2 separate regions of the Homo sapiens genome follow, and region 2 is linked to region 1. Evidence: read pairs that join two places in POLR2A ChIA-PET (ENCODE). Cell type or tissue: MCF 10A. All regions are shown on one strand. Links, peaks and the distances in the headings refer to the core of each region. The heading gives the core; the rest is flanking DNA.

Evidence for each region. Peaks named below come from ENCODE experiments on the same cell type or tissue, not always from the same donor. Only the 100,000 strongest peaks of a DNase experiment are listed, where the experiment ranks them.
Region 2: POLR2A ChIA-PET joins it to region 1 with 6 read pairs; 3 of 35 experiments call an interaction of 5 or more read pairs at or near these places.

Annotation. Positions count from the first base shown.
Region 1 is chr11:12,180,827-12,184,826 of GRCh38, forward strand. All of the region lies in intron 3 of MICAL2 (microtubule associated monooxygenase, calponin and LIM domain containing 2), which reads left to right. Among named protein-coding and RNA genes, the nearest start is that of MIR6124, 19 kb to the left of the region's middle. RefSeq lists an enhancer at 1,508-2,008. In MCF 10A, for the core only: no CTCF peak of the experiment used is centred there; DNase peaks (open chromatin) are centred at 175, 1,965 and 2,455.
Region 2 is chr11:11,990,402-11,996,079 of GRCh38, forward strand. All of the region lies in intron 3 of DKK3 (dickkopf Wnt signaling pathway inhibitor 3), which reads right to left. Among named protein-coding and RNA genes, the nearest start is that of DKK3, 15 kb to the right of the region's middle. In MCF 10A, for the core only: no CTCF peak of the experiment used is centred there; a DNase peak (open chromatin) is centred at 3,650.

The sequences.
Region 1 (4,000 bases), core at 1-4,000:
TTGTATTTTCAAGTACACTATTTCTTCAACAGTTGATCTTGGGTGATAAGGATACAGAGAGGGCTCAGAAATTATTCTTGCCTTTATTTTCCTTCTTTTTTTTTTTTTTTTTTTTTTTTGAGATGGAGTTTTGCTCTTTTGCTCAGGCTGGAGTGAAATGGCGTGATCTCAGCTCACTGGAATCTCCGCCCCGCCACACCCCACCCCTGGGGGTTCAAGCGATTCTCCTGCCTCAGCCTCCCAAATAGCTGGGATTATAGGCACCTGCCACCATGCCTGGATAATTTTTCTATTTTTAGTAGAGACAGGGTTTTGCTATGTTGGCCAGAATGGTCTCAAACTCCTGACCTCAGGTGGTCCACCCACCTTGGCCTCCCAAAGCGCTAGGATTACAGGCATGAGCCACCGTGCCCGGCCTATTCTTACATTTATTTTCAAAAGAAATTCTGTCAGAAATATTTAAGGAGGGCAACAGCATTATTTTATATTTATGAATGTCTGGTTTTAGAATTTCACCTTTGTTTATTAGAAATTCTCGATTAAAGTCCTGGTACTATGAATCTGATGGATTTAGTAGTTTTCAATTTGCGGTTAAGGATGGCATTTGTAGCCTTATATCAGCTTCAATGTCTAATTTATTTTGTTTTGTTTACGTGAACTCAAAATCCATCCAGCCAAGAAGAGAATTTCAAGTAAAATGGTTTTTTTAACAGCTTACTTTACAGTCTCTTCAATTACAATAATCTGTAAACTTGAACATGAAGTAGGTAGATGTGTTTAACTTGCTTTAAGATTCAACCTTGAAACCAAACTTTTCTGCTTTGTAAGATCAAGGCAGCATCACCCACTTTAAAGAAAAGCTGTCAGTAGGACATGAGTTAGCTTAACAGGGGCCTGCAACATTAAAACATTCAATAAATCGCAACTGCTATTATTTTGTCCTACAGGTTTAAGGAAAAGTTGACAACTGTCCCCCATGCTGGGGATTCATGGTAGTGCTAGTCTGGTACACGGATTTTTAATTTCCTGGGGTCTGTGAACTTGAATGAAGAAAAAACCCTTTATTTTTACTAACCTCTAACTGAAACGTAATATATTCCCCAATTACAGGGACACTGTAGGCAACAAATCCATCTTAGGAGTGCCTGTGACTTCATCACTAATAGAAATCACAAATATTTTCATTCCTTCTTGCAGTGGTTGCAGATATCTCAAGCTAGGATTTACACTTACAACTAGAAATTATTATAAGTGAATAATTATTGAAATTATTGTAAGGTGTTAGACCTACAACTAGATCTTGTTACTTACTATTAGCTATGCTAGATCTGTTAATGTTTTGTTTTATGATTTAAAGAAAATATTCTGAGAAGGTGTCCATAGGTTTTATCAAGTTACTGAGATGGTTTGTGGCATAAAAATGGTTAAGGACCCCTGTTCTGATGCCATAGAGCTGGGAATAGAGGGGTCAGGAGCCATGTGGGGCCTGCCAGTGTAGTGGGTCAGGGGTGGGGGAGTTGCTGAAAAGAGCTTGGAAGGGATCCGGGTCAAATCTCTGCTCCTCTGCTTTTTAGTTTTGTGACTGGGGGCCAATTACTGGCTTGAGACCAAATTTCCACATCTGTAAAACAGCAATATTCTAACACACCGTAGCGGCTTTAGCACACACGACACGATTCCTAGCGATAGGAAATTGTCAGAAACGTAAATTCCTCTTTCCCTTCCTCCCAACTCTGTTCTGTTCCCTCTTGTGTGATATGAGAGATTTTAGTAGATGGCCTCTCTAAGGTCTTTTAAATGCACTGTGATTCTACGTTTTTCCTTTAATTAAGGTCACACCACACAGTCCATTGTTCGAGTCAGAGGTGGTGTCGTAATGCCTCAATGGATGGCTAGTCTTCCCTTCCTGGAGCAGCAGTGAGACGTTCAGACCCTTTCTGACCCTCCTCCCACTGTCCACCTTGGCTCTCCCTGGCTCACCTCCAGCCTGAGCTCATGGGTTGGGAATGTGTAGGCCGATCCTCTGCTCACTGGAGTGCTTGCAAGAGGGCCTTGGGGTAACATGTTCTGAGACCTATTCCTATACTGCCTGCCCCAGCTGATAGCAGGCCTGGGAAACCCATTAATCATTGTCCTCGGTGGCCCCGCAGACCTGCGTTTACTCTCACTGCTTCTCTATCTGCTGTTCCAAGCCAACTGTTCTTAGATGGAAAATGCAGCCTATTGTTGTCTTGGTGGAAAGGCGCTAAAATGATGGAATGCTTTCTTTGTTCAGGAAGTTAGGAGTATGTGGGGTGGGGGAGATGGCTTAATGCCTTCATGAAACCATATCCTGACTCCTTTTTTTTTTTCTTTTTTTTAAATCCTGAATCAGAAAAGTTTTGTGGTCACTGGGTTTGGATGTAATACATTGTTGTGGTTTTGTTGCTTTGTCATTTAACTGACCTGGGCCTTGGAATCATGCTCTATTTCAACTCAGTTTTCAGAGTGGGTGAACACGTTTGGCGTGCCCAGCTGACCGCTGCATTGCTCATTAAAATGATTGCCAGAGTCATGGCCTGGTGGACATCTGTCCACACTCAGCATGTCCTCCCCCTTGTCCTGGCCCAGACACAGAGCCTCTGCTCCAGCTCAGAGCCCAGAATCTAACCGCCTGTGCCCTTCTCAGGCACAGATGTTTCTGAGACTGAACTGAGCCAAGAGAGGTGGATGGTGCATTTGGGGTCTTAAATATCACTGGTAGGATGCTGGCTAGGGACTGTGGAGGTGAGAGGGACACTCTTGCTTCAGGACATAGGAGAAGTAGGTGTGCTGTGGACACTGTTGACATAGACTACCCTTGAAGCTCTTATTTCTTCAAGCCACAGAGTGAGACGGTGGTGTGGCACAGGGCCTGAGAGCATGGTCTTTGAGGTCAGACCAACCTGGGTTTGCATCCCACTTATGGCTGTGAGACTTTTTTTTATTTTTTTGAGACAGGGTCTCACTCTGTTGTCCAGGCTGTTGTGCAGTGGCACAAATCAGCTCACTGCAACCTCCATCTCCTGGGCTCAAGTGATCCTTCCACCTCAGCCTCCCGAGTAGCTGGGACCACCGGTGTGCACTACTATGTTTGCCTAATTTTTGTGTGCTTTTGCAGAGATGGGTTTTGCCATGTTGCCCAGGCTGGTCTTGAACTCCTGAGCTCAAGTGATCCACTCGCCTTGGTTTCCCAAAGTGCTGGGATTACAGGTGTGAGCCACCACGTCGGATCTTGGCTGTGTGACCTTAAGCATGTTACTTCACCTCTCTGTGCCTCAGTTTCCTTAATTGAAAAATGATAATAGTCTCCAACTTTGAGGGTGATTGTGAGGCCTGGATAAAATAATATGTGTAAAGCACTTAGAACAGTGGCCGGCATAGAGGAAGATGATTACCTTTGTCATGATTACTGTTTGTCAGGACTGTTTGAAAGGACTCTGAGCGGAAGCTCTCTATCTGGCTGCCTCCCTGTCCTGCAAGCCGCTCCCTGTTCACCATTCTCCTCCTGGTTAAGTACGGGCATCTGTGTCCCAAGAGAGGGCTCCACTGCAGACCCTGACCACCAGCATACCTGCCCACAGAGGCCGAAAATGTGGTAGTCAGCTGCTTCTCTGAAATTCCAGCCCGGGAGAGGTAAACTAAGGAAATGCCATCCTCCTGAGTGTCCTGAACTGTCATCTGTCCCAGCGAATGTCTGACATTAAGGTTTGTGATGGAATTAAGCTCTTCTGAGAGATTTCATAAATAAATTCCCAATACAGTATTAAACCAAGCCTACTGCTGGGCCTTTCTGTACTTTTACTGTCACAAGAATGAGCTTAGGAGAATCATTGTTTCAGTCAGTTGTGGGGAGAGAGTTTGGGTGAGTTTAATTTGGTGGCTGGTAACAACAGCAGTAACTGACCCATACTGAGCCCTACAGTTTCCAATGCCCCTGTCTAGCTTCAGGTGTTGGTGAGATTATCCCACCACACAGATT
Region 2 (5,678 bases), core at 1,679-5,678, 190 kb before region 1:
TTTTTGCAGGGTACAGGCTTTGCAGCCCAAAGGGGCTCAAGCCTTCAGCTTCAGCAGGATTAAGCAAAGCTCCATCGCCACGAATGTCTGTCTTCCAAACCACATCTTCCTGGCTCTTTCCTCTAGGGATTGCATGAAGTCTCATTACAGTATACAGTACAGGACATGGTAAAGCACTGCAGATGCAGGATATGTTCCTAACTCAGCATGTATTCCTAACTCCTTGGCATGGCTCTCAAAGGCCTGCCTGATCTCATCCCTGCCTCTCCCCCAGCTTTACTTGCTGCTCCCCCACGCACATCTCCAGCTCTGGCATTCTAAATTGTTTAGCGTTCCTCCAACATATTCTTATTTCCACATGCCTCCTTGACTTTGAACAAGAAATACTTGTTCAACGAATACCCTTTTTCCCCACAACTGAGAATTCCTAGACAACATTCAAAATACAGCTCAACTGCCACCTCTTCCAGGGAGCCTGTCAAGAAGTGTGAAGGGTCTAAGATTCTATTCTACTTGCAAGATGATACATGTTCCTGCCACGGTTTCATGGCTGCTAGCAGAAGACATGAGACTTCTGGGTCAGAGACAAAGGACTTTATTTCAGCAACACGGAAACAGCATAAGCCTCTTGTCTGTATCAGTTCTCCTTGCCTGCAGGTTCCACACTGCCCCATGGAGGGGTCCAGACGGATGCTGCACATGCATTGGGTTTACATCACACCTAAGGGATCTCAAGCTCAGAGAACCCAAACCTTTGATAATGGACTGCAAGCAAACCTGCCCTCTGCCAAGGAGGGAGAGCTAGCTCTGTTTTTCAAGGCCACCGCCTAGAAAAGATGGCCTGGAACAAGAGATCAATTAGTGTCAGATATAGTTTGGATATTTGTCCTCTTTAAATCTCATGTTGAAATTTGATCTCTAGTGTTGGAGGTGGGACCTAGCAGAAGGTAGCTGGGTCATGGGGGCAGATCCCTTATGAGTGGCTTGCTGCTGTTCTCGCTCTATTAGTTCCCATGTGTTCTGATTGTTAAAAAGAGGCTGGACATAGTGGCTCATGCCTATAGTCCCAGCACTTTGGGAGGCCGAGGTGGGAGGATCTCCTGGGGCCAGGAGTTCAAAACCAGCTTGGGCAATATAGTGAGACACTGTCTCTACAAAAACAAAAAAACAGAAAAAAGCCTGGCACCTCTCCTCTCTCTCTCTCTGTCTCTCTCCTCCCTCCCCTCACTTCCTCTCACAATGTGATGCCTGTGCACCTTCATCTTCTGCCATGAGTGAGGGCTTTCCGAAGCCGTCACCAGGTGCAGACACTGGTGCCATGCTCGTACAGCCCGCAGAACGGCAAGCCAAATAAACCTTTCTTTGTAAATTACCCAGGCTTGTGTACTACTTTATAGCAATGCAAATGGACTGAGAAGTGCCTTTGCTTATAAAATGAGCAGAAACAGAGACCCGTAGAGAACTGTCTCCCAAGCAAGTCTTCCATGGCTACCTGGTTTTCCCCTGCACCATGCCCCCACAATGCCCTGTGCAACCTTTGCCTTTCAAAATTATGCATCCATATTGTAATGACTTGTTTATTTTTTTTGTCCACTATAGCCTGGATGCTTCTCCGATGTTAGAGACTGTCTTTTACACTTCTCTGCCAAAAACGTAGCAGGTACTCAAGGAATGTGCAAATAAATGAATGAATTAATACTGATAATTTTGATAGCCAAGGATTGGGCTACCAAAATAATCAAATCATAACAAATGCCTGCTATTTACTGACTTCTTACTCTTTATGTTCCAGGTATTGTATAATATTTTGACCTGGGTTATTTTATTTTATCTTCATGACAATACTATATGGAAGGTACTGTTATTAAGCCCATTTTACATATGGGAAAACTAAGGCTTAGAGCAGTTCAGGAACTTAACCAAAGGCACACAGCTAATAAGCAATAGAATTGCCATTTGAACTGGATCTGCCTGTGCCCGAGCTGTTAACCACCCCCTCTGAAGTGCTGCTTCTATCAGCAGTCATCTAAACCTTGTCTGTATTCGCAGGGGTGGAGGCAGTAGCCTGCATGTCCCCACCACCCACCCTCTGTGACTCAGCCCATCAGCCGCCTCACATAGACATTGAGCACTCAAATGTTCCTGCTAGGACTTCCCACCTCCCTAATCACCTCACACTGGAATAGATGGTATTTGCTCTTGGTATTTGCTCTTGGGCATGGCCTGGAATGCAAAACTGACCTTTCTCCCTGACAAAGAAAAGAAGGGATAAGATAAATTTGCAGACTCTACATTTGATAAAATTTACAGTTCTCAAACAGCCATCCCCCTTGTTTATATTTCTTTGATCTAATAATCAAAGAAATATAAACAAGGTGCCATGCTCGTATAGCCTGCAGAACTGTAAGCCAAATAAACCTCTTTTCTTTGTAAATTACCCAGGCTTGTGTACTCCTTTATAGCAATGCAAATGATCTTTATATTTCTTTGATCTAATAATCAAAGAAATATAAACAAAACGAAGATATCTTTTTTCTTTGCCTATCATATGATCACGCACTGTTAACACCCACTGTAGGTGAGGGCTGGTGAAACACAGCCTCAGAAGTTGATGCTAAAAATAAAATGGGTGTAGCCTTCCTAGAGGAAAATTTGTCAGTATCTCTCAAAATTTTAGATATGCATACCCTTTGACTTAGCAATTTAATTTCTAGCATTTACACTGAAAGTATTTGCAAAACCATTCAAAAATATAGAGATGTTTAGACCAAAATTGTAAATTCACAAACTCTTTTGAAAATAAAGAAATCTATAAAGGGTCTCTGCAAGCTTAAAATCCTCTGGAAAGATCTACTAATGATTTAATATATGTCTTACCAGGATTTTTTATGCATACTTTTTTCTAAAACTAAGAGATTTCATATACCATATATGTATATTTTATATACTTTAAATATTATATATACTGTTCTGCAATTTTTTTTCACTTAATGTTTGATTGAAGACAACCTTTTATACCATCTCCACAGTATTAACTCCAAAGTATTTTGATTTTAGATGTGGAATCGCTTCTATTTAATGAATTCTTTCTTGGAAGATATTGAGGTTGAGGAGAGTACAACTTAATATACCAGGTAGCAGCACAAAAAGAAATGCCTACCCCATAAAAATTGCTCACCCACATCAACTTTATTTATTTGGGAATTATTTACCCATTTCTCAGAATGATACAGAGCTCTTCAATTTTTCTTATATATCTTTTCCTACTGAATAATGCAAGTGGGCCTTATATTTAGACATAAATCACGAAGTCAACGCAAAATATAAATCTCGAAACACAAATGTACCCAAACTCTGTGTGGTTGTCAGACTATGGAACTGAACATTCACACAAGCCTTTGCTATCAACCTTAGGACAATAAGTCTGTTTCTTTCTGCAGAAACCAGTATCACCCCTTGCCAACTTGGGGCCCCAACTTGGAACTTATCAGTACCCAACCATCGCCTAGTCCCCTGGTCGTTCATTTTGACCTATCCTTCCCTTTGTCTGTATCCCCAATCCTCAACCTAGACATATAGGACAGGCACGGTTAGGAACAACAGCGGGATGAGTCAGCCTTGTGGCCAGGAACACAGAGCTCCTGGCAGAGCACATCACTCAGAGAGCGAGGCAGGCTGCTGCAGAATGAAAGCAGCCCGAGGCTACAAATGTCAGAGGAAAGACGCCTGTGCCTGTGGAGACCTTTCGCATCTCCCCCCAGTCTCATGCCATTCTTTTTTCTGTAAAGTTGCTGGGAACCAGCAAATTAGAACCCAGTTTTAATTACTCTTCAGTAATAATGAACCTCACACAAAGAGCCTTTATAAACCTTGCCACACTAGATTCTCACTCAGTCTTGTGAAAGGGGGATTATTAGCCCCATTTGATAGCTGAAGAAACCGAGTCACAAAGGGCAGAGCTTGTAAAAGGCAATGCAGGGCTCGAACCGAGGTCTGCATCTCACCTTCTTCAAACTTCTTCATTCTGCCTCAAAATGGACAGAAGGGAAGGGCTGCATTTCCTGGGACTCAGCCACCACCCTAGCCTCCCTGGACCTTGCAGGTCTCCCCAGGAGGCAGATCCTCTGGGAACTGATTGAGTCCCTCTAGAGGTGCCGCACCCTCCCCTGGTGCACTTCTGTTAAAATCATAAGCCCCCAGCGATTCCTCATCATGTTACCTTCTGACACTCCATTAAATGGATTGAGTCCAGCATCAAAAACCAGGGCGCAGGGAGAAAACAAAGCCAGCACCCCACTCGAGAGTGTATGAACAAGTTGGGGTCAGGGAAGAACTTGAGACCTGAGGGAGAAAGCGCTTGTTCGATACACTTTCCTCTCCCACTTTCTCGCTTGGTCTCTCTGGGCTTGGAGGTGATGGGTGCTCACTGCTCCATGGGAAAAGACGGTCACGGCTTAACACCCCATTCTCCCCAGGCTCCAATACATTTAACAGGCAAAGTATCCTCACAACATGCGGTCTCACACTTGTCGGGAACTCCATGATCACTGTCCTCAGTCTGCTGTCCCAGTCAAAAAGCCACCACCAGCACTGGAACAAGGAAGTCACTGGGTCACTCAAATCTCTACAAGCTGGGTGCTTTTGGCAGGAAAATCCATCCACCTGTGGCCTCAGAAGTCTGTTGTTTGTTTGTTTCTAGAGACAGGGTATTCCTGTCACCCAGGCTGGAGTGCAGTGATGCAATCATAGCTCACTGCAGCCTCGACCGCCTGGGCTCAAGCGATCCTCCTGCCTCAGCCTCCTGAGTGGCTGGAACCACAGGCATGTGCCACCAGGCCCGGCTAATTTTTTTTATTTTTTATTTTTTGTAGAGGGGTCTCAATTTCTTACCCCGGTTGGTCTTGAACTCCTGTCTTCAAGTGATCCTCCCACCTCAGCCCTCCAAAGTGCTGGGACTACAGGTGTGGGCCACTGTACCCAGCCTTCCAGAAGTCTTGGCCAGTATCTTGGAGTTGCTTGTACATGATTGAACTTACAGCTTCAAACTAGGTGTGTTCACCTAGATACAAACCAGCTCACTTTTTAACATCAAATTCTAATGTGAAACCGGAAAGACAACACATGCAGGACATGCTAAGCCTTGTAGCTGCGAGTTGGATTTTAAAGAGGATGTGTGCCATCAAAAGGGTGCCTTGGCTAATTGGGCCAGACTCTTCCTATGTGGGGACACAGTTCCATAAATAAAAGTGTCCTATTAATGCACAATGGCTTGCCCATGCTCTAGCTTCTACATGCTGCTTTCCTCCTCACCCCCAGCACAAAAGCAGCACAGCATCAGTGCGTCTGCCACTGACCTGTGAAGTGGGGCAGGCGGCAAGTGCAGCACAAAAGCCTCACAACAAAGACGTCAGACCACATCCCCATCAGCCGATGTGCTCAGGTGCAATAACATGCTGCGGTGTCCTTTTCCCCTTTCACATTTGAGTGTAAAAACAGACCAGGGCCTTGCACATACTGCGTGCAATTTCTAGACAGGCATATAGTGTTACTCTCTGTAACTTTCTGTGAGCCTCCTTGGGTTACCATACATATTAATACACATTCCAGCATTTGAAGAAAGGAAAGTATAGGGTGTGTGGTGATTACTTTTAATTGAATTCATCTGGAAATTTTAAAGC